Regions from separate parts of the Homo sapiens genome. Here region 1 is linked to region 2. The links are chromatin loops, found by intact Hi-C in ENCODE. Cell type or tissue: Calu3. All regions are shown on one strand. Each heading gives the region's core, and the rest is flanking DNA. Links, peaks and the distances in the headings are about the cores only.

Region 1 (11,348 bases), core at 2,324-10,323, 470 kb before region 2:
AGGGTCTGTTTAGTAATTTACATAGTAGTAGATTACATAGGCAAACGTGTATCATAGTGGTTTGCTGCACAGACCATCCTATCACCTAGGTATTAAGCCCGGCATCCATTAGCTATTCTTCCTGACACTCTCCCTTCCCCTACCTATCTCCAACATGCCCCAGTGTGTGTTGTTGCACCTATGCGTCCATGTGTTCTCATTGTTCTGCTCCCACTTATACGTGAGAACATGCAGTGTTTGGCTTTGTTCCTGCATTAGTTTGCTGAGGATAATGACTTCCAAGTCCATCCATGATCCTGCAAAGAACATGATCTCTTTCCTTTTTATGGCTGCATAGTGTTCCATAGTATATATGTACCACATTTTCTTTATCCAGTCTATCATTGATAGGTATTTAGGTTGATTCCATGTCTTTGCTGTTGTGAATAGAGTTGCAATGAACATACACATGCATGTATCTTTATAATAGTATGATTTATATTCCTTTGGGTATATACTCAGTAATGGAATTGCTGGGTCAAATGGTATTTCTACTTCTAAGTATTTGAGGAATGGCTACACTGTCTTCCACATGGTTGAACTAATTTACATTCCCACCAACCGTGTAGAAACGTTCCTTTTTCTCTGCAACTTTGCCAGCATCTGTTGTTTGCTGACTTTTTAATAGTAGCTATTCTGACTGGCATGAGATGATATCTCATTGTGGTTTTGATTTGCATTTCTCTAACGATCAGTGATGTTGAGCTTTTTTTCATATGTTTGTTGGTCACATAAATGTCTTCTTTTGAGAAGTGTCTGCTCATATCCTTTGCCCATTTTTAATGGGCTTGTTTGTTTTTTGCTTGTAAATTTGTTTAAGTTCCTTGTAGACTCTTGATATTAGACCGTTGTCAGATGGATAGATTGCAAAAAGTTTCTCCCATTCTGTAGGTTGTGTGTTCACTCTGATGATAGTTTCTTTTGCTGTGCAGAAACTCTTTAGTTTAATTGGATCCCATTTGTCAATTTTGGCTTTTGCTGAAATTGCTTTTGGCGTTTTTGTCATGAAATCTTTGTCCATGCCTATGTCCTTAATGGTATTATCTAGATTTTCTTCAAGGGTTTTTATAGCTTTGGGTTTTACATTTAAGTCTTCAATCCATCTTGAGTTAATTTTTGTATAAGTCATAAGGAAGGGGTCCAGTTTCAATTTTATGCATATGGCTAGCCAGGTCTTGCAGCACCGTTTATTAAATAGAGGGTCCTTTCTCCATTGGTTGTTTTGTCAGTTTGTCGAAGATCAGATGGTTGCAAGTGTGTGGTCTTATTTCTGAGTTCTGTATTCTGTTCCATTGGTCTATGTGTCTCTGTATCATGTACCATGTACTATGTACCAGGACCATGCTGTTTAGGTTACTGTAGCTTTGGAGTATAGTTTGAAGTCATGTAGCATGATGCCTCTAGCTTTGTTCTTTTTGCTTAGAATTGTCTTGGCTATTAGGGCTCTTTTTTGGTTCATATAAATTTTAAAATAGTTTTTTCTAATTCTGTGAAGAATGTCAATGGTAATTTAATGGGAATAGCAATTAATCTATAAACCACTTTGGGCAGTATGGCCATTTTCATGGTATTGATTCTTCCTATCCTGGAGCATGGAATGTTTTTTCATTTGTTGGTGTCTGCTCTGATTTTTTTGAGCAGTGGTTTGTAGTTCTCCTTGAAGAGGTCCTTCACTTCCCTTGTTAGCTGTATTGCTAGGTTTTTTTTTTTTTTTAACTATTTTTATGTCAAATGTGAAGATTTGGCTCTCTGCTTACCTGTTGTTGGTGTATAGGAATGCTAGCAATTTTTGCACATTAATTTTATATACTGAGCCTTTGCTGAAATTGCTTAAGCTTAAGAAGCTTTTGGGCTGAGGTGATGGGGTTTACTAGATATAGTATTATGTCACCTGCAAACAAAGATAATTTTACTTCCTCTTTCCTATTTGAATACCCTTGATTTTTTTCTCTTGCCTGATTGCCCTGGCCAGAACTTCCAACACTTTGTTGAACAGAAGTGATGGGAGAGTACATCCTTGTCTTCTGCCAGTTTTCAAGGGGAATGCTTCCAGCATTTGACCATTCAGTGTGATATTGATTTTGCCATTTTTATAGTTTTGTTCGCATATTGCATCTTTATTATTATCTCTGCTAACTACAGCTTAAAAATGCAGTACATCATATTTTGCAAATGGTGTGTCATTATTTCTCTTCTATTTTATTTATGATAGTTCTTTGAATGAATTTATTTTATCATGTTTTTCACATGTTCCTATGACAATTCAAATAATGTAGAGATCTCTGTTCCCATCCATACACTTCCATGCCACCAACTCAAAATATAACCAATATTAACAATTTGTTGCATAGTCTTCTATATTTTATATTTTTATATGAGTATTTACACAGATGTAGGTATTTTTCTTTTTAAAAATAAAATGTAATCATGTAATCATAAAAATAATTTATGCTTATTTTGAAAAACATACTAAGAAATAATCACTGTTAAAATTTTCTGTATTTTATTTTTTATCCTTAACCTTTTATGTTCTAGAAATGCTGAACAATAGAACAATAAGATACATGATATTGCATTTTTAAAATGGAATATCGTGAAATATTAAAAAGTCATGCAGATATTTCCTTTTTAATTATTTAAAACACAATTTTAGATAGTTATTTCATATATATACAAATACATGCATTTTTAACCAATTTCCTATCATCAGACATCTTATTCATCCTAGAATAACATTAAGTAACAAATGTGATAGAAGCATTTGTATTTTATTATTGCTTTTAATGAGAAGACCTCTAGTGCTTTATTATTGGTATACTATTAACTAGTGGGTTTAGATGTTCTTTATCATGCTCCATAATTACTTTCTATTTCCACTTTGCTAAGTTCTTGATGTCCAGTTTGTTAAAATAAAAGATTTATTTGAGAATTTTAAAATGTTATTTCTATTTGTGCTGAACTGATCAATTGCTTTATTTTAAAAAATGATTTGTTGTCTCTAATAGATTTTCTACTTGTAAACTTATTTGTATTTGAAAGTCTTACCAAGTTCAAATTCTTCTGCCACAACACATCATCTGAAGAATTTAGATTCCCATTAGATTATATTAAAAGTTAAAAATTTAACTGTTGGCATGAAATAGTGATTCAGCTATTAGACTTTGTATTTACCATGAACTGGAAAAGCCTACTGTGCTTCATTTGGAATAACCCCTCTCTGAACTGCAGTCAGAAAGTGCCACCAGGCAAAAACCTCATTCTTTTTTCTTCTCTCAGGAATAACATTCCTACCTTGTATGTTTTCTAATATCTGTAGGATTATTTGGTATAATTTTGTCTAAATTTTTAGTTGGTTTTGGTGGGAAGCAAGCTGATTTGAATTACTACCTTGTGGCCAGAGTGGAAATCTAACAGATATATTCCTTAAGTAAAATGTAGACAAACTTTATCACAATACTGTTCATTTCATTCATGTTTAGTGGATAGCTATTGTATTTGGGCACTTGTTAGGAGTTCTTGGTGCAGGTTCTATTATATTGTATACAAAATGAAAACATTCTCATAGTTCTAGATTATTCATTTTACTATTTTTATCAGAAAAGATCTTAAAAGAAAGATTACAGCTAATTTTTACATAAAGAAAAAACTCAGCATCAATTAAATATTAATATAAGTTGAAATAATCTGTTGTATACTCATCAATATTTAATCAAGATTAACCCAACTAATAGGTAGAGCTTAGGTAGTTATATAAGGGTGCATTTTTCAGCTCACTTATGCTAATGATGTCTTTGGGTTGGTGTTATTATTAATATTTAATCTTTTTTACATTAAAATGGAGACATTTATTGATTTGTTTTTAAGATAGTAAGCAGCATTAAAGAAAGTACAGCTTAAAATAGTTAAAATGACCCAAAAATTTTAATGACAATTTTACATTTATGGCTAAATGAAAATGAATAGTTTTTAATAATTAATTCACTTAAAAATGTTTGCTTAATAATTCATCAAAATTAAACAGATACAAGGCTAACTGGGATCTGGGAACCTTGTAAAATAAAGTAATGCCCCTTTATCCTTCTCGAAAAAGTTGTGATCCTAATAAAACAGTGGTTTTGTTCTTCCCACACAGGCCACCTTTCCATTCTGTCACTTCTCAGTGACAATGTGTCAATTCTCAGTATTACTGGTTTGTGTGAATTCAAATTTTGGTTCCACTAAAAATATTTTCAATAGACAGTCAGAGAAATATGACCTATTTACCTTCTACTTAGAGAGGGGAAATATGACCTATTTACCCTCTACTTAGAGAGGGTAAATATGACCTATTTATCATCTACTCAGAATCAGTATCGTAACATATTTTGGTGAGGTCAAATGTTCTCACATAATTATAAATATTAAAAGGTAAAATTTTTAATATTTCAACTTTAAGAGACATTACATTAAAGCCCTTCTATGGATAAGAATAACCAATCACACACAAAAAAAATCAAACACAAATAATTTATGCTTCAAAGACAATTCTTTTAGAGTACATTCTTTTTCCCTACATTAGAAGTTATAGATGATAGAGTCTTCTCTGAGAACCTGTACAGGGCCAATCATAAGAAAAACAGTTTTCTTAGGCTGGCATCTTTCCTGCAGTAAGACCACTTGTTTGTGATGAGAACAAATGTGGTTGACAAAAGTGACAGGTCCTGACTAATAACTAAAGCAAGGAAGTTTCATTTTAACTGACAACTCAGAATATTTATACTGCAGTTTCTTGTGAGATTTAATCATGAACTGACAAAAATTTAGCCTCTGCCAGTGTAACCTAAGGAATCTGACATTTGAAAGAATCTAACTGATAAGTTCAATATCTCACTATTTAAAATGATCCCCTATCTTAATTCAGATCCTGTGAATGTCAGTCTTTAGACCCCCTTGTCTTATTTTCCCCAACCAACTGCTTTCGTTAAATTTTGCTTTAACCTTATGCTTGCTGTTTTTATAAAGGGTGGTCTGAATGGAATTTTTGTGTTTTCTAATCACATAATTGAAGCGATGTGTTCTGATGTGCCTTCTGCGTGTTTTCATGTCATAAATTCCTGCTTGAGTTTAGTTCCAGGAAGTAACAAAGACTGTAGAGACAAATCTGTGTACTTTTGTTTGTTAGATAATGAAAAGAATGTGGTTCAACATGTTATTCTTTGTGTTCTAACTGGCAGAAAATTTGGGGCTCAGTTCAGTGTCCAACCAAACTGTCACCCATTGCAAGAAAAGAGTAATATCTACTTGCCTTTGGCCCATTTGTATGATTAAAACTATGTTGTATTCCTAATTGGTCTGCCACTGCAGTCTTCATTTTTGACATCATCTCATTTTTTTTTTTCTTAAATCAAGCTATCCATTTGTAAGCTACTAATTTCTTTCAGTCATTTTCCCCATAAACTTTTTGTAAAGCATCAGTGATTTCACCATTCTTCCACCCAAGATTCACTATAAATTTGGTGATTTCTCTTACTTCAACTTTAGTAAAATTCATAATGTTCTGATAAGAGCTTTTTTCAAATTGATGTCTTATTCTTGTTAGTACTCCAAACTAGATCCTGTTATAATATGGTAATATTAGCTGGGTGCGGTGGTTCACACCAGTAATCCCAGCACTTTGTAGGACCAAGGTGGGTGGATCACTTGAGCCCAGGAGTCCGAGACCAGCCTGGGTAACATTGCTAAACCCCATGTCTATAAAAAAATACAAAAATAAGCCAGGCCTGGTAGTGCATGTATGTAGTCCTAGCTACTTGGGAGGCCGAGGTGGGAGGATCACCTGAACCTGGATAGTTTAGGCTGCAGTGAGCCGTGATCATGCCACTGTACTGCAGCCCGGATGACAGTGAGAGAGACTTAGTCTCAAAGAAATGAAAATAGAAAAATAAAAACATGTTAATACAAGTTTATTTTGGTGCAAAAATATTTTGATGCAAACAATTTTGAAGTCCATGTATAGTTTTTTCATAATATACATTTTTCATGAACTTTTTGAAGACTCCTTGTGTATGTGTATGTGTATGTGTTTGTGTATGTGTGTGTGTGTGTGTATTTGATTCCAAATATTGGCTACCATAAATGCTGCAAGGAATCTGGAAGTGCAGATACCCTTTATATACTCACTTTATTTTCAGTGGAAATATACTCAGAAATGAGATTGTTAGGTCTTATGATAGTTTCATTTTTAATTTTTTCAAAAACATTCACACTGTTTTCCATAATGGTTATTCTAATTTACATTCTCACCAGCAATATATGCAATATATAAGGGCTTTCTTTTCTCCATCTCCTTGCCAAACTTGTTACTTTTTGTCATATTGATAGTTGCTATTTTAACAGGTGTGAAATGAAAATTCATTGTGGTTTTAAATTGTATTTCCCTAATTACTAATGATCTTGGGCATTTTTTCATATACCTGTTGGCTCTTTGTCTTTTGAGAAATTTGTCTTTAGATTCTTTGCCCATTTTTAAATCAGATTATTTGTTTTCTTATCATTGAGTTGTTTGCATTATTTGTATATTTTGGATATTAACTCCTTATCAGATGTTTGACTTGCAAATATTTTCTCTTACTCTGTAGGTTGTCTCTTCATTCTGTTTATTATTTCCTTTGCTGTGCAGAATTGTTTTTGTTTGAAGCAATCCCATTTTTTAAGTTTTATTTTTGTTGCCAATGTGTTTGGAGACATACCCCCAAAAATCATTACCCAGAACAATGTCAAGAATCTTTTCCCCTGTTTTCTTCTAGTAGTTTTACAGTTACAGGACTTACATATAGCTATCCAGTCATCTCAGCATCAGTTAAGTTTTTAACACATTTTGAGTTGATTTTTGTATATGGTGTTATATAAGGGTCAAATTTTATTTGTCTACATATAGCTATCCAGCCATCTCAGCATCATTTATTGAAGAAACTTTCTCATTGTGTGTTCTTCACCCCGTTGTCAAAGATCAATTAGCTGTAAATGCCTAGATTTATTTACAGGCTCTCTATTCCACCTGTTGGTCCACATGTGTGTTTTTTATGCCAGTAACATGCTGTTTTGGTTACTATTGCTTTGTGTACTATATTTTGAAGTCAGGTAGTGAGAAGCCTCTAGCTTTGTTCTTTTTATTAAAGATTGCATTAGCAATTCAGGGTATTTTGTGATTCCACACAAATTTTAGGATTTTTTTCTACTTTTGATATTGGTATTTTGATAGGGATTGCACTGAATCTGTAGATCACTTTGGGAATTATGAACATTTTAACGATATTAATTCTTCCAATACATGAACATAGGATATCTTTCAACTTGTTTGTATCCTCTTCAATTTATTTTATCAGTGTTTTGTATTTTGTATTGTAAAGATTTTCACCTTCTGGTAAAGTATATTCCTAAGTATTTTATTTTTTTGATAGCTATTGTAAATGGCATTGCTTTCTTAATTTCTAGTTCAGATAGTTCACTATTATTGGCATATAGAAATGCTACTGATTTGTGTGTTGATTTTTGTATTCTGAAAATTTACGAAATTCATTTATTCAAATAAGTTTTTATAGTCTATTAGGTTTTCCATATATAAGATCATGTTGTCTGACAATAGGGAAAATTTGACTTTTGTGTTTCCAGTTTAGATGCTCCTTATTTCTTTCTCTTGCCTAATTGACTAGGACCTCCAGTACTATGTTAAATAACATTGGTGAAAGTGGCCATCCTTGTCTTTTTCAACTTTTCCCCATTCAGTATTGAACTGTGAGTTTGTCAAATATCTCCTTTACTGTGTTGAGATGTGTTTCTTTTATACATAATTTGTTGAGAGTTTCTAGCATGAAGGGATATTAAATTTTATCAAATATTTTTATTTCTGTGTATTGAGATAGGTTTTTGTCCTTCACTCCATTGATGTGATGTATCATGTTCATTGATTTGCATGTGTTCAACCATCCTTATATCCCCAGGATGAACCCCACTTGATCATGGTAAACAATCTTTTCTGATGAGCTGTTGGATTCGGTTTTCTAGTATTTTGTTGAGGATTTTTGCACCTATGTTTATCAGGCATATTGGCCAGTATTTTTCATCTTCTATGTTTTATTCTGCTTTTGGTATCAGGGTAATGCTGGCCACATATAATGAGTTTAGAAGAATTCCCTCCACCTTAATTTTTGGAATAATTCAATAAAAATTGATGTTAGTTATTCTTTAAATGTTTTCTAAAATTCAATCATCGAGATCCTGGGTTTTTCTTTGATAGGAGATGTTTCATTACTTAATCTTATTGCTTTTTATTGATCCTTTCAGGTTTTGTTTTTCTTCATGATTCAAGAAGTATGAATCTGGTGGTTGTATGTTTACAGGAATTTATTTCTCATAGGTTTTTCAGTTTGTTTGTATATAGTTGTTACAAATAGTCTTTAGTGATTCTTAATATTTCTGTGGTATCAGTTGTAATGTTTCCATTTTAATCTTTGATTTTATTTGAGTCTTCTCATTTTTTCTTAATCTGGCTAAATGTCTGATGATTTTGTTAAACCCAACTTTTTGTTATATCTTTTTTGTATTATTGTAGTCTTTATTTTATTTATTTCTGCTCTGAACATTATTTCTTTACTTTTACTATTTCTATTTTACTATTTTATATTGCTTATTTCCTTAGGTTCAACATTAGGCTGTTTATTTGAGCTCTTTCTACTTCTTTTTTTTAAATTTAGCCATTTATTGCCATAAACTTTTCCCTTAGAACTGCTTATGCTGTATCCCATAGGTTTTGGTATGTTGTATTTCCATTTTTACTTGTCTTGAGATATTTAAAATATTTAAAACTTTTCTTCTCTTTTTTTTTAATGGCCTATTTGTTGTTTCAAAGCATGTTGCTTAATTTATATGTATTTTTACAGTTTACAAAGTTTCTTTTATTATTGATTTCTAATTTTAGGCCATTGTCAGAAAACGTACTTGATATAATTTTGATTTTAAAAATTTGTTACAACTTGTTTTGTAGCCTCACATATGGTCTGTCCTGAAGAATGTTCCCTGTGCTGTTGAAAAAAAAAGTGTATTCTTCAGATGTTGAAAAGACTTTTCTGTAGGTAACTGTTAGGACCATTTGATCCAGAGTGCAGTTTAACTCCAATGTTTCTTTGTTGATTTTCTATTTGGATGATCTGTATGTTGCTGAAAGTGGGATGTTAAAATCACTTACGATTATAATATCGCAGTCTATCTCTCCCTTTAGGTCTATTTCTATTTGCTTTATATGTTTAGGTGCTCCAGTGTTGAGTACATATATAATTGTTATACCTTCTTGCTGTATTACCTCCTTAATTATTATATTATGGCCTTCTTTGACTCTTCTAACAGTTTTTAGACGTCCTCACTTGGTCTAATTTTGTTTTTACAGGTGAAGTGAGTTTCTTGTAGACAGCATATAGTTGCATCTTGCTTTTCTTTTTTTTCATTCAGCCATTTTATGAATTTTACTGGACAATTTAATCCATTTACATTCAAGGTAATTATTTTTGGGTAAAAATTTATTCCTGTCATTTTGTGACTTGTTTTTTAGATCTTTTCTTTCCTTCCTTTCCTTCCTTCCTTCTCTCTCTCTTTCTCTTTCTTTCTTTCTTTGTTTCTTTCTTTCTTTGTGTCTTTCTCTCTTTCACCGTCTTTGTGGCTAAGTGATTCTCCAATAGTATGTTTTGATTTATTGCTTTTTACTTTTAGTGGATTTATTATAACTTTTGCCTTGTAGTTACCACGGGGATTACAAAAAGACCTTATAGTTAAAATAAGTTATTTTAATTTGGTAATGACCTAACTTTCATTACACAAGAAAAGATAAAAATTCTACACTTTAACTCCATTCCACTTCATTTTGTATATTTGATGTCACATTTTACATCTTTTCATATTGGCTATCCATTAACGAGTTAATATAATTGTATCTAATAGTTTTGCCTGTTAGGGTTCATACTAAGATATAAGTGGTTTATGCAGTACAATTACAGTATTAGAGTATTAAATTAAGTATAACTTGTTTGTGTACCTATTTTCCCAATGAGTTTTTAACTTTCGGATGTTTCCCTGTTACATATTAGAATCTTTTTCTTTTCATTAGTTTGAAAAACTTCCTTTAGCATTCCTTGTAGGACAAGTCTTGTTGAAATTAATTTCATCTGCTTCTGTCTCCTTGGGAAAGTATTGAACTTGCTTTTATCTCCAGAGGACAGCTTTTTTAGGTACAACATTCTTAATTGGCAGTATTTTTGTCTTTTTCTTCCCATTCAGTATGCTGAATATATTCTCCCACTCCCTCTTGCCTGCAGTGTTTCTTCTGAGAAGTCTGCTGCCAGGAGTATGGAAGTCCCTTATATGTTATTTGCTTCTTTTCTCTCACTGCTTTCAGAATCCTTTGTCTTTGACCTTTGAGCAATTCATTGCAATCTGTGATCAGGTAGTCTTATTTGGGTTGAATTTGTTTATTTTTTTAAACCTTTGTTTAAAAAGTTTAACCTTCCTGTACTTAAGAATTTATATCTTTCTCTTTGTTTGAAGGAAGTTTCTGTTATTGTTTCTTTGAATTAGTTTCGTACACCTTTGTTTTTCTGAACTCTCTTCTCTTTATTTTTGGAGACAGGTCTTACTGTGTTGCCTAATCTGGCCTTAAATTCCTGGGTTCAAGTGATTCATTTACCTCAGCCTCATGAGTAGCTGTCATTACATATGCATGCCACTATGGCTGAAATCTCTCTTGAACTCCAATAACCCATATATTTTCTCTTTTGATGTTGTTTTGTAGATCCCATAGGCTTTTTGTTTCTTTATTTTTTCTCTTATTTTCTAACAGTTTGTCTTCAAGCTCACTTATTCTAACTTCTGTTTGATCAGCTCTGCTGTTAATGCTCTCTCACATTTTTCATTTCATTCATCAAATATTTCAGGTCCAGGACTTATTATTATTATTTTGATGTGTTAAATTTCTCCAAGTTTCAGAATTCTTTCTGTATGTTTTCTTGAAATTTGTTGAGCTTCTTTAAAACAGCTATTTTGAATTTTTGTCTGATAGATTACACATCTCCATCACTTTATAGTCAGCCTCTGAAGGCTTATTCTGTCCATTTGGTAAGGTCATATTTCTCTGAATGTTCATGATGCTTTTGGATATGTAGTGTTGTTTGTGCATTGATCAATTAGGTATTTATTCCAGTCTTCACAGTCTAGCTTTGTTTGTGCCTGTCCTTCTTCAGAGGACCTTCTAGAGATTCTAAGCAGACTAGCTGTTATGTTCCCTG
Region 2 (11,348 bases), core at 1,847-9,846:
GGGTAGTGCAATAAAAAAATTCAAGTTTGTGCAACAGAATTCAGTAGTGTAATGATTTAGTTATTGACAGCAGGGTGTGACACGCTTGGAGAAGCTAGTCACTAAAATATACCAACCTGCTGGAATGAGGCAAACATGAAGCATGATAAAACATTATGCAGCCTGGTTTTAAAAGCTCAAAGGATTTGTAAAAGAAAGAGCTTAGGAACAAATTAGTAAGCTGAAATAGTGAGTTGAGATGAGAAAAATGAAAGGAAATTTAAATCACAGAATAATAGATAGGAATCATTATTTCTCAAAGAGAAGGTACTTAAAATAACCAAAAGAATGAAGAGGGAAACATTAAAAAATAATAATAACAACCTCTTAAACTCTGAGAAAAAGCCAACATTCTTAGATTGAAAGGGTCTACAAAGCACTGAATAGAATAAATTTAAAAGAGGTTCACCTCTGGACATAGATTGGAGCAAATTTTAGAGTATTAAGTATTAAACATTCCCTTCTAACCCCTTCCAGTGAAGGGGTTCTGTTCTAGGAAGCTAACAATAGGTTGTCTTTCTAATATTCATCTGCTCAGACTTAGTCTTTCATTTTATACTATGTGTTATACTAATAAGCAGGTTAAGTTTTCCAAAATTTTAACACAAAACTTAGACACACATTTTCTCTCTATCCTAGAGTTACCTCTCCAAAATAAGATGAGAATATATATATATATATATATATATTTATTTATTTATTCAATCCTTACCCTATTGGAAGGGTTTAGGAGTGAATGTTTTATGTGTATATATATATATATATATATAATATATATATATCTCATATATATATCATAAGATATGAGATATATATATGAAAATTAGATTGACATCATACATCTCATTGTTAATACTAGATGAAACATAGCAAAATTTCTGAGAAAAAATGTTACCCCTCACTTTTTCTAAAGGACATATTTTAACAAAATGAAAAAACAAAACCAGTTCCCTGTGTGGTATAAGTATAGAAGAAGTAATTCTGTATAAACCCTCTTAAGTTTCATTTAAAAATAACTATTCTAAAGCATACTTTTATTTATTATATTAACAAATTGAAATTTAATAGCAATCTTAAAGTAAAATACCAGAAGATCTAAATAATAAGGTGGTTTCTGGAGCTGAGCGCGGTTTAGAACATTTGAGAAGAAGGAGAATACAGGTAAACGAGCACCAATATTCTCATCTTATTTTGGGGAGGTAACTCTAGGATAGAGAGAAAATGTGGGTCTAAGTTTTGTGTTAAAATTTGGAAAACTTAATCTGCTTATTAGTATAACACATAGTATAAAATGAAAGACTAAGTCTGAGCAGATGAATATTAGAATGACAACCTATTGTTAGCTTCCTAGAACAGTGAAAACCATCACTGTTGTTTCCAAAGACATGTTAAACACAACAAAAATTTTTTACATAGGAAGTTTGGGAAGGGAAAGGAGAGGGATTGTGAGAGAGAGAGTGTCTGTGTGTGTGTGTGTGTGTGTGTGTGTGTGTGTGTGGAATAGACAACAGTTAACTATCATCCAAAATAGAACTCAAGGCAAAAACCAAATTGCTACAATGAGGGATATTTCATATCAACTTTCTACACTGAAGACACTTAATTATAAGGTCATTTGTAGTAAATTATCTTTTAAGAAAAATGAGATTAGATCATTAATTGAACATATTTTAAAAAATAAATTTCAAACTGAATAAATCCTAAACATTTAAAAAATCATTAAGACTACAGAACTGGGAGTAGGCCTCAGGACTTTTAGAGCCTTCTTAAATATGAAATACCAATGCAAAATGAAAAAATATTATTTTCATTGCATCATTTTTGAAAATGATAGGATAAAATACTCCATAAATATCAAAGGACATAGAAGTATGTGAGAAGATAGTTGTAATACTTACAAGAAAAAATTAATATCTGAATGTATAAAATACTGCTGTTGATTTATAAGAAATAAAAAAATATAGAAAAACTGGCAATGTAAACAAAGGTGTAAAACTTAAGACTATATAAAAAGAATATACAATATGTAAAGATTCTTGAATTTACTAGTAATCAGGAAAACAAAAATTTAAAAAACAATATGTCAGGTGATAACATTAGAAAATGTTAAAAAGATGCATCAGATCAAATGTGGGTTAGGTGGAAGGTAAATATATTTTCATATACTGTCAAGTGGGATTATAAATAAGTAAAGATTTCAAATGATAATCTGGCATGTGAACATATAATTTAATCAATCATTCATCAAAATAATGGGAATATCTATTATACAGGAATGGTATGCCAAGTATGGCATAGCCACACTGTGGAGTACTAAGCAGGTATAAAAAGAAAAATGATAGATCTTTGTGTACTGATATGAAGAGCTCTAAGATGTTAAATAAAAAACAATCAAAGGTGGATTGACATCTACAGTGTGACATCATCAGTGAAAAACACAGTAACACACATAAACGTATTTTCTATGGGTACTATGTAGACATGTAAAACATTTTTTTTAAATCTGGGTTGATACACAGAAAAAATACATTAATGTTTGTATTAATATCTATAGAAGAGACTAAATTGGAATAAAGTAGTTATTAAAAAGAAAATTTACTATTTCCATATTGGTTAAATACTTCAATATTAGGGTACATTAGTAAACTATCTTATATAATTAAAAATTAAAGCAAAATGGGCAAGATTAAAAAAGGCAAAAAAATAAGTAAAATTTAGGGGGTTGAGTCATCAGTGAGGTTTGAGTCGCTCTAACTCTAAGGAGAAACAATGTCCCTAATCCTTGCAGTTAAGAGTAAAAGGCATTGACATTATAGAAAATTTAACTATGTTTAGACTTGAGAAAGAAAGGGTTGTATACAGCTAGGCAAAGAAGAAATTTGCTGTTAGCACTTTTACATACAATTCTAAGTACACATATATTTTCAAGACATTGTGTCCTCACTTTTGTTACTCTTGACATCAGTTACTGTTATTATAGTCTTATAGGTGGTATTGAGTAAAAGAGGTGTTTCGACATTCAGAATTTCAGATGCAGAATAGATGCATAAGAAAACTCTAACATGGCCTCAATATGGAGCATTGTGATTTAGAAGTAAAATTTCCAATATGAAGGTCAGTGTTTTTTTTTTCATTGATACACGAAACTATGAACAACCATGCTTATACAAGCCATTTTGTTTGGATGTAGAATAATTGTTTTATCTTTGAGAGCAGAGACTTATTTTGAACAAAGTGTTTTCCAAAAGATTGAATATGACATACAAAACCTATCTTACACCTCTCAAAAAATGCTAAAACTAAATGGGAGGGTGCACATGAAAATGCATCCTAATATTAACTATTTGAGCATTCAATGATTTATTTGTTCAACAAATATTTGCAAAGTACCATGCACTGGATTATAGGTTCATGATACTGATTATAGGTTCATGTGCTATGGGTGAAAAGGGATGATTTAAGTAACAACCTTTGTCCTTTTGATATTTGCAACTTAATTACTTAATAAAATATGTTCTCAGGTAGACTGTAATATGATACCATGTACAACAGAAATATGATAGAAATATTTGTCTGGCTTGGTGGTGTCTTTCTTTGAGGAGGTATTTATAAGCAAAGTTTTGAAGAATGAATAGGATGCAGAGAAAAATATCAGAAGTAGAGACTCCCAATCACAAATGCTCCCCTATTTTTATACATATTGGTTTCCTACTCTTTTCTAATTTCATAGTTTTGATCATATTGTTTTCTGTCCTTGAAATGATTATCCCTTCACCTCGATGTCAACTCCTGTCTGGCAGTACTATCCAGCCACTCAGAGCCAAGTCACATGGAAATTCTTTATTATGACATCTCAGAATCGTGATCTTCCCTAACCCCATCCCATTCCTTCTTTAAACAGTTTGTACTTGATATATAACCTGCACCCGTGTCACATTCTTTTTGGCTGAACATCTCTTTAAAAGCAAGGATTATGCTTAGTTATTCCTTAGTGACATAAACAAATCCTTGCCCAGTTCTTTGCACAAGTTTGGGACTAAAAATATTTGCTGGATTAATTTTTCCTAACTTAAAGACTTATACTTTGAACATGATTAGACCCAGTATGAGACATTCATGTGTAGTGATACAAGGTACAAGTGTGTTTTGTGGGGGTGTCAAGTAAGATGGGCTCACTGTGTATGTATATAGACATAGGTTTTAGCAAGTGCATAAAGAAGGGATGTTATGCCAATTAGAAATAAAAAGTAAGATGTTGAGGGCTCTCTTATCTAAAATAGTCAGTGTTCTTTGTGTACTTTACTAAGGGTTGGGAAAGACAAGATACAGGATAGTGAAAATGCCTGTTAATGGAACATTACTTTCATTCCACAGTGTCATGGTAGTCATGGCGTGTTTTAAAAGCCATCAGTTTTCCTATTGCCATCCCCATTTAATACAGTTTAATCAGGAACTGGACTGAGTAGCTCATACTAGTCTGACTATTTTTATTCTGTAAATTATGTAAAGTCTTTGGTTTAATAATCATTGAATACTCATTTGCCCTACTTTGGGGTAAAATATTTTTAAGGAACTTCTATTCTTCAGAGTTAAGTGACAATTTATTCAGGTTTCTCAAATATATAGTTAATGTTTTATTATTTTATTTCTAATTTTGGAAAGGTAACCACTCAATAAAATTTTGTATTACCTCGAGGTAAAATTATTCAATGTAATCATTCCCTGAGTAGAAAATACCATCAGGACAAAATACACTTCTATTAAAATGTGAGTGGTATAATCAAAGACATAAAATCATTCATTAATGCAAGGGCTACATCTTATCAAAATTTTAAAAATTCCCAAACAAAAATTTCCATGAAGCACATAAAGTATCTGAAATATACAAGGGCTATATTAGGAACAAAAGCATGGACTTTATTCTCACTCACTAAAGAACTATCTAGATAATTTGTTCTTCATAAACCTTTTAAACACCAAGAAAAAACACTCATGGCATTTTCTCTTCAAAGGAGTCTTAGGAAAGTAGGCTCTGAATCAATTTCTTTTTGAAAGTTGAGCTAAATAAATTCTATTCTAAACTTCAGCTGTGCTGTGGGTGAAAAGGAAAAGCTGTTATCTGAAATGAGGTCAAGTTCATAGCTGGCCCATAGGCAACTGTTCTCAAGTATTTGAGAATTTTATTCCTGCACCTGCAATATGATAGTGCCAGAATTGCTAACTCGCCTGCCCAGCTGTCCTGTCTATCAGATGCCTAGAGTCTGCTTGTTATTATAGCACATCTAAAAGGTAGCCCAAGACAATGAAGAGAAGGCATTACCTATTTGATCTTGATTCACATCATTGTTTGCCCACTGGTGCAATGTACTATATTTAGATAGCTATGGTATGTAAAAGGATGGATCTGGATCATATAATGCAGCATAACTTATGATCAAATGGCTTGGTAATGCAATCCACATTAATCAGCACTTAGCAGTACTTAAGAAGGGTATATACTGTCTTTGACAATTTTTTGTGGTTTCTGATAAATAAATTTAGGAGACACTAAATGACTAAATCATTCATCTTGTGAAAACCAAATATGTTTCATTATTCAAATTATGATTAAAGAATTATAGAAATATCAGAGTCGTAGCAGTATCTGAATATGTCTGCATCATGAACATTCATAGGGTCTACTTGTCCAGGATGAATGACCAGTGTATGTTAGTGACCCCTGCTGTCCTAAAAGGGACATGATATTCTATGAGAAAAAGTCTCCTTTGGGTACTTGTGATGAAAATTCATTAGTCAATCTGTGGCTGAATTAATCATTCACCCTCTAAGACCTACCACTTATCTAATTGTTTCTAAGCTGACCTCTGTGCCTAGTCCTAGACCTTGAGGTTATTTAGATCTCAATGTACTTGAACCTTCTTTTGCATCTGACTTTATTGTCCTCTCCTTATCAAAACTGCCTTCTTTTGGTGTCAGAGACATAGCATCATCCTGGTTGATTTCCTACTTTATTGACTGCCCTGTTCTTTCTCCTCCACTATTTTTTCCCTCTTTCTCCAAGAAGTGGGGGGCATGCAAGAAGGGAGTACATTCTTCAAGGTTCTGTAATATCCTTCCTCTTTCATTTTTACTTCTTTCCTGATGGTGTCTCTTATAAAATTGTTTAAAAAGTCCAAACCCTTCCATCCTTCATGCCCATGTGTGTCAAATGGTGGTTTCCTTGTATTGTTTTCTCCAGAAATTGCAAAGAATGCTATTTTGATGCGTAATTACTCACACATCTGAATTTAGTTAAGTGGAGATTGTTCAGCACTATTTTTGTCTCTTTTTTTTCTCATCCTTAATGACTCCAATATATGAGATACTGGAATTTAAGAAGCTTCATTTTTCTCGGATACATGTTCCAAAAAATGTGTTTCCTGTGACCTAAGAAATGCCCTCTCTGTTTCTTCTGAGCTCAGCTTTCACTGTTCATTTTGGCTACATTCTCTCTGTGTCTGTACTTCACTGAGCCACACTGCAGGGGTGGTGATGACAGGGGAGCAGAGAAGAGAAAGAGAAAAATGCTGTTGTAATAAGAGTGAAGTTAGTGGTATAAAGTGAGAGTACAAATCTGCACCTTGTGATAGCAAAACTATTTCCTGTTTCTACACTGAATAAAAACATTTTTTTTCACTGTATATAATTCTAGCTTTCAGAAAAAGAGGCTGCCCAGTTTGAACACTGCTTGAAAACTTATTTTTCCCTGTGCATAAATTTCTGGGCCTCTAACGCTTCCTGTGCAGCATTTTTAAGCATATTCTCTTCATTCCCCACTTAGAAGTGAAGGTTTTGCTGTTAGCCAGTTTATTTCCTACACATTTAGGACATATGGACACAAAATAAGTTCACAATAACTGTGCATAGAATGAATGACCAACAATAAATAAATCAATAATTATTCCCCTTCTGGCTAATACTAAGTAAGCCCCAAATTTTGCTAATTTCACGTATTCATGGAACTGTGTATGGACTTTGTACACTCTGTTGAAATTAGTACAAGTAGAAAGAAATGTTGTGGTTTGTTTTATTCATTAGAGAGAAATAAGAAACATAATGCGAATGGAGCTTGTTAAACAGAAATTGCCAGAGCAGCAGTTAATGGCCTACTTTGCCTCCCATGGAATGTCATATCACTGTATTATTTTACTTTGGGTTTACGAAAAACAGTCATGTAAATAGTTCAGAGTGGTAGAATGAATGATTATTTAGTCAGTCTATCTTGGACAAAAGATTCCAAGAATAGTCTTTTGATAATTGCATGCACACATGCATGTACATGCACGCACACAGACACACAATACCTTCCCAAGATTTCTGCTAAAAATAGATGAGCAAAGAGCTTTTGTATAAAGCACAGTGGATTTATTTATTTCCAAATCTCTCTCTTCAGTGTCAACATGCTTCATCAATCCTGCTAAGTCTTTTTCTCTAGAGAAGACCTGTCAATATATACCTTAATGAATTGATATCATGTCAATAATTAGGCTTCTGGGACTTCTTTTTTCATCTGAAAGAATATGAAGATATTTTGTAGCTGACTTGAATGGTCAGATTTCTCCCCATTCATCAACTATCTCACAAAACATTTATTTTTATTAAATTTCAGATGATCAAATAAAATTTTAAATATACCCTGATTTATATAACTACTGAAATATCTAAGACTTTAATCTTATTTCAAGAGAGGCTTGATTTAAAATGGCCTTAGAGTGTTAGTTTAATTAACATTCATGAATTTGGAAAGTTTGGAAACAATATATTCCTTAAGGCAATTCAGCACTAAAATCACAAGTTATTACTTGAGCAGGAGAAAACATATTCAAAGAATCTTTAATTACGTTTGAAGAACAACACGGTCTCCTGTCAGACCGTGGGCAGTCTTTCATGCTCTGAACAGGGGACAATGATTCTCCCACTCTTCTCCATACTCAGTGTTTTGGTGTTCTTCCTTGCAGTTGGAACTATCTTCTTTATACAAATATATATCACATTGGAATTGATGGTGGTAATCTTTTTTTGGAAAAGATGCCAGCAGAGATTAACTTCTGAAGTCCACATAGTCAAAGTCAGGTAGTCTCTGTAACTCACTGGAAAAAAAGAATAGAACCAGGATATTCATCATAAGTGACAATAATTTACAATATTTCTGACGGTGTCAAAACATTCAGAGATTGACTGGAATCATGGTTTAATGTTGTAGGCAAGCGGTGGTGCCAAGTTGCTTAATTCTCACTTATCTATCATTATAACGCCACTGTGGAAATATGTGCTGTGTTACAGCCCATAACATTATGTTTAAAACCGACATTGATCTACTTATATTCTGTCAAAAATGTGCAGAGCATGAATAAAGAAAAAAAAAATTGTAAATAAGCAACCACTTATTTACTTAAAGGGCACCACTTCTTTAAATAAATAAGAAGATATTTCTGGTTCCTAATATTCTGATTCATTAAATTGTTAAGTACCTGAATCTTAGATTTTTCACTGTTTAAATATATTAATATGATGAGAAGACATCTCATTCTTTTTTCCCCAAGCATTCCAAGTTGACTTTGATGAAATTAGCAATTTTCAGTAAAAAGACTTTAGGAACCAATTACTTGAGTCTGTTTTTTTAGCATGTTGGTATTCAGAAAAGTAAAATTTGTTACACTTTTGTTTGATAAATGGCAGGTAAGTGCTTGTTTCTCCAATGAGTTATTAATTGTAAAGTCCATAATAGCTATTAATTTAGAAGCACAAAACACTTAAGAAACAATTCAGATAAATAAAACAATTTTATTTTTTTTTTTTGAGACAGAGTTTGGCTCTTCTTGCCTAGGCTGGAGTGCAATGGCGCAATCTAGGCTCACTGCAACCTCCGCCTCTTGCGTTCAAGCAATTCTCCTGCCTCAGCCTCCCGAGTAGCTGTGATTACAGGTGCCTGCCACCATGCCTGGCTAATTTTCTGTATTTTTAGTAGAGATGGGGTTTCACCACGTTGGCCAGGCTGGTCTCGAACTCCTGACCTCAAGTGATCCGCTCATCTCAGCCTCCCAAAGTGCTGGGATTATAGGTGTGAGCCACCGCGCCCAGCCGATAAATAAAATAATTTTAAAAGTACATCTATAAAAACTAGAATTATGAATTTCTAAAAAGATAATTTTTTTGATCTCCTGAGACAAAATGACTAGCAAAGCTGCTGACTTTGAATAGAGTGCTTTGAGGCAGCAAGTCTTGAAGGCCATTGAAAAAGCTGTGGCCCAGGCACTGCCTTAAAAGCCTTTAGAGTATGCTAACCTGATAGAATTACAGGTGTCTGCAACCTCCACGGATGCTGGTTGGAGACTATAGTAACAAAAAATTGCCACTTGGGTGTGCCAGCCTCTGAGTTTTGACGATACAGTTGCCTGAGGCAGCTACCAGATATATCTCTTTTAAATGGCGACTCCTTGATTATTTGGGCACTGGTAGAGACGATCTGATGGCTGGAGCACCACCTGTACTTCTAATCACAACCCCATCAATAAAATTGGATAGGCTCAACAGAGCTCAATTATTAAATGGAAATGGTACATTCACAATGGGGCCTGACTGGGACCCCCAAGAGACCAGTAGGTTTCATGAAGGCACAAAGAATTATAATTGTTGATGACACAGAATGGTTTACTAACGGCTCTACAAAACTAAAAGCAGACTTGGTCGTTTGGACTGGTGCCACCATCTGGCCAGTGAATGCCATCTTTTGAATGAGATCAAATACAGATGTTGTGTCCACTGAACCAAACTACATGCAACTACATGAGTCACATGGTGATGACCGTGCATGCCGCCCCATCACCATATTTTACTACATTTTCAGCGACTTAGTAATGAGTCTCACTGGATCCAGACAGGTTGGTAACCCTTGCACAGTGAACCTGCTTCACAGTTACAACTAAACCATACTCAGATAATTAATATAAAATTAAATGACAGTTTTGAAACATACACACACACACATTTATGATGTGGTGATTGTGTCTCCAGAATCCTCCATTTTACTCATTGCATTGTGTAGGAGCCATTTATTTTGATAATTGACCCAAATCCAGTTGCTGGGCTGACACTGGTTCACCTAAGCCAATCAGATAATAGACAACCTCATTGATTGGTTCAGGAGATGGGCTTATCACCTATGTTGACCCAATCAGAATAAAGCCCAGGAACTTCATTCAATAGTGGTGGTGGTGGTGGGTGGTGCTTTCATCTTATTTTTTAAAATCCATGTTGTAGATAAAAAAATAAAACTGTCTTAAGCTCTTTGCTTTCTTAAGAGAAGCCAGCTTGAATAGAAAGCTGATAAACAGAAAATAGCAAAACATATAAAACTGCCAAGAAATGAATCTGGTGCCTGATCAAAGCATGCTTAGAGCTTAGCCTGCCACTAGACTACTAAGTCTTCTTAATTACTAAAACCAGGCTCAGCTGAATTTTTTTGCTACTGTAAGTATCTTAAATTATAAAATAAGTGAAAGTTCATAAAATATTCCCTGGCTTATCACATAAATCTTTAGCTATTACACAGCTGGGAATTGTTTTCTTTTTACTGTTGGTTTTCATCCAAGTATAGTCAATGTTAGACAGCCTTCCAATAATATACAATGCTCCATTCTTAGAGTGCTTCATTTGAAGAATTTTTGATACAGCAGTAGCTTAATTTATGTCAAATTAGTAAGAACTCGATATGAGCCATCCAATCAAGAAGAGTTCTGAAGAGACAAAACTTAAAACTCTAGAAGAAAAGTGATTTTACATAGGCATAGGTCAATAATAGTAATAAAAGCCACATATTACATGCCAAGAGATTTACATGTAATAGATTATGACAAATCTTTATATCAGCTTGGTGAGGGCTGCCTTATTATCTTCATTTAATAGCTGAACAAATTGAGACTCAGGATATTTTGATAATGGATCAGTTTCATCCAGCTAATAAGCAGACTCTTGCAAAGTCCAAATTCCTTTGAAAAGAAAAGCTATGCATTTAATCCACCTTAAGGCTTCTCTTTCACAAATTTACTTTCAGAAACGTTTACTTAGGGCCTGCTATATTCAAAGAGTGAGAGTTACATGAAATCATGAAATATATTACCTGAGAGCCAGGAACAATCTATCTGTAGAGAGAAAATGGACTACATTAAAAAATGAAAATAAATACAAATAATTGAATTGAGGGCAAAAAGTAAAGGATAAAAAAAGGAAAAAAAAACCCTGATCATTAATATAGAATGAATTCTAATTCT

Evidence for each region. Peaks named below come from ENCODE experiments on the same cell type or tissue, not always from the same donor. Only the 100,000 strongest peaks of a DNase experiment are listed, where the experiment ranks them.
Region 1: it touches region 2 in a loop (2.4-fold over the local background); 2 of 110 quality-filtered maps call a loop at or near these places.

Annotation. Positions count from the first base shown.
Region 1 is chr3:144,290,621-144,301,968 of GRCh38, forward strand. All of the region lies in intron 2 of LOC105374140 (a long non-coding RNA gene), which reads left to right. Among named protein-coding and RNA genes, the nearest start is that of DIPK2A, 320 kb to the left of the region's middle. In Calu3, for the core only: no CTCF peak of the experiment used is centred there; no DNase peak of the experiment used is centred there.
Region 2 is chr3:144,765,247-144,776,594 of GRCh38, forward strand. No RefSeq gene overlaps it. Among named protein-coding and RNA genes, the nearest start is that of DIPK2A, 800 kb to the left of the region's middle. In Calu3, for the core only: no CTCF peak of the experiment used is centred there; a DNase peak (open chromatin) is centred at 5,765.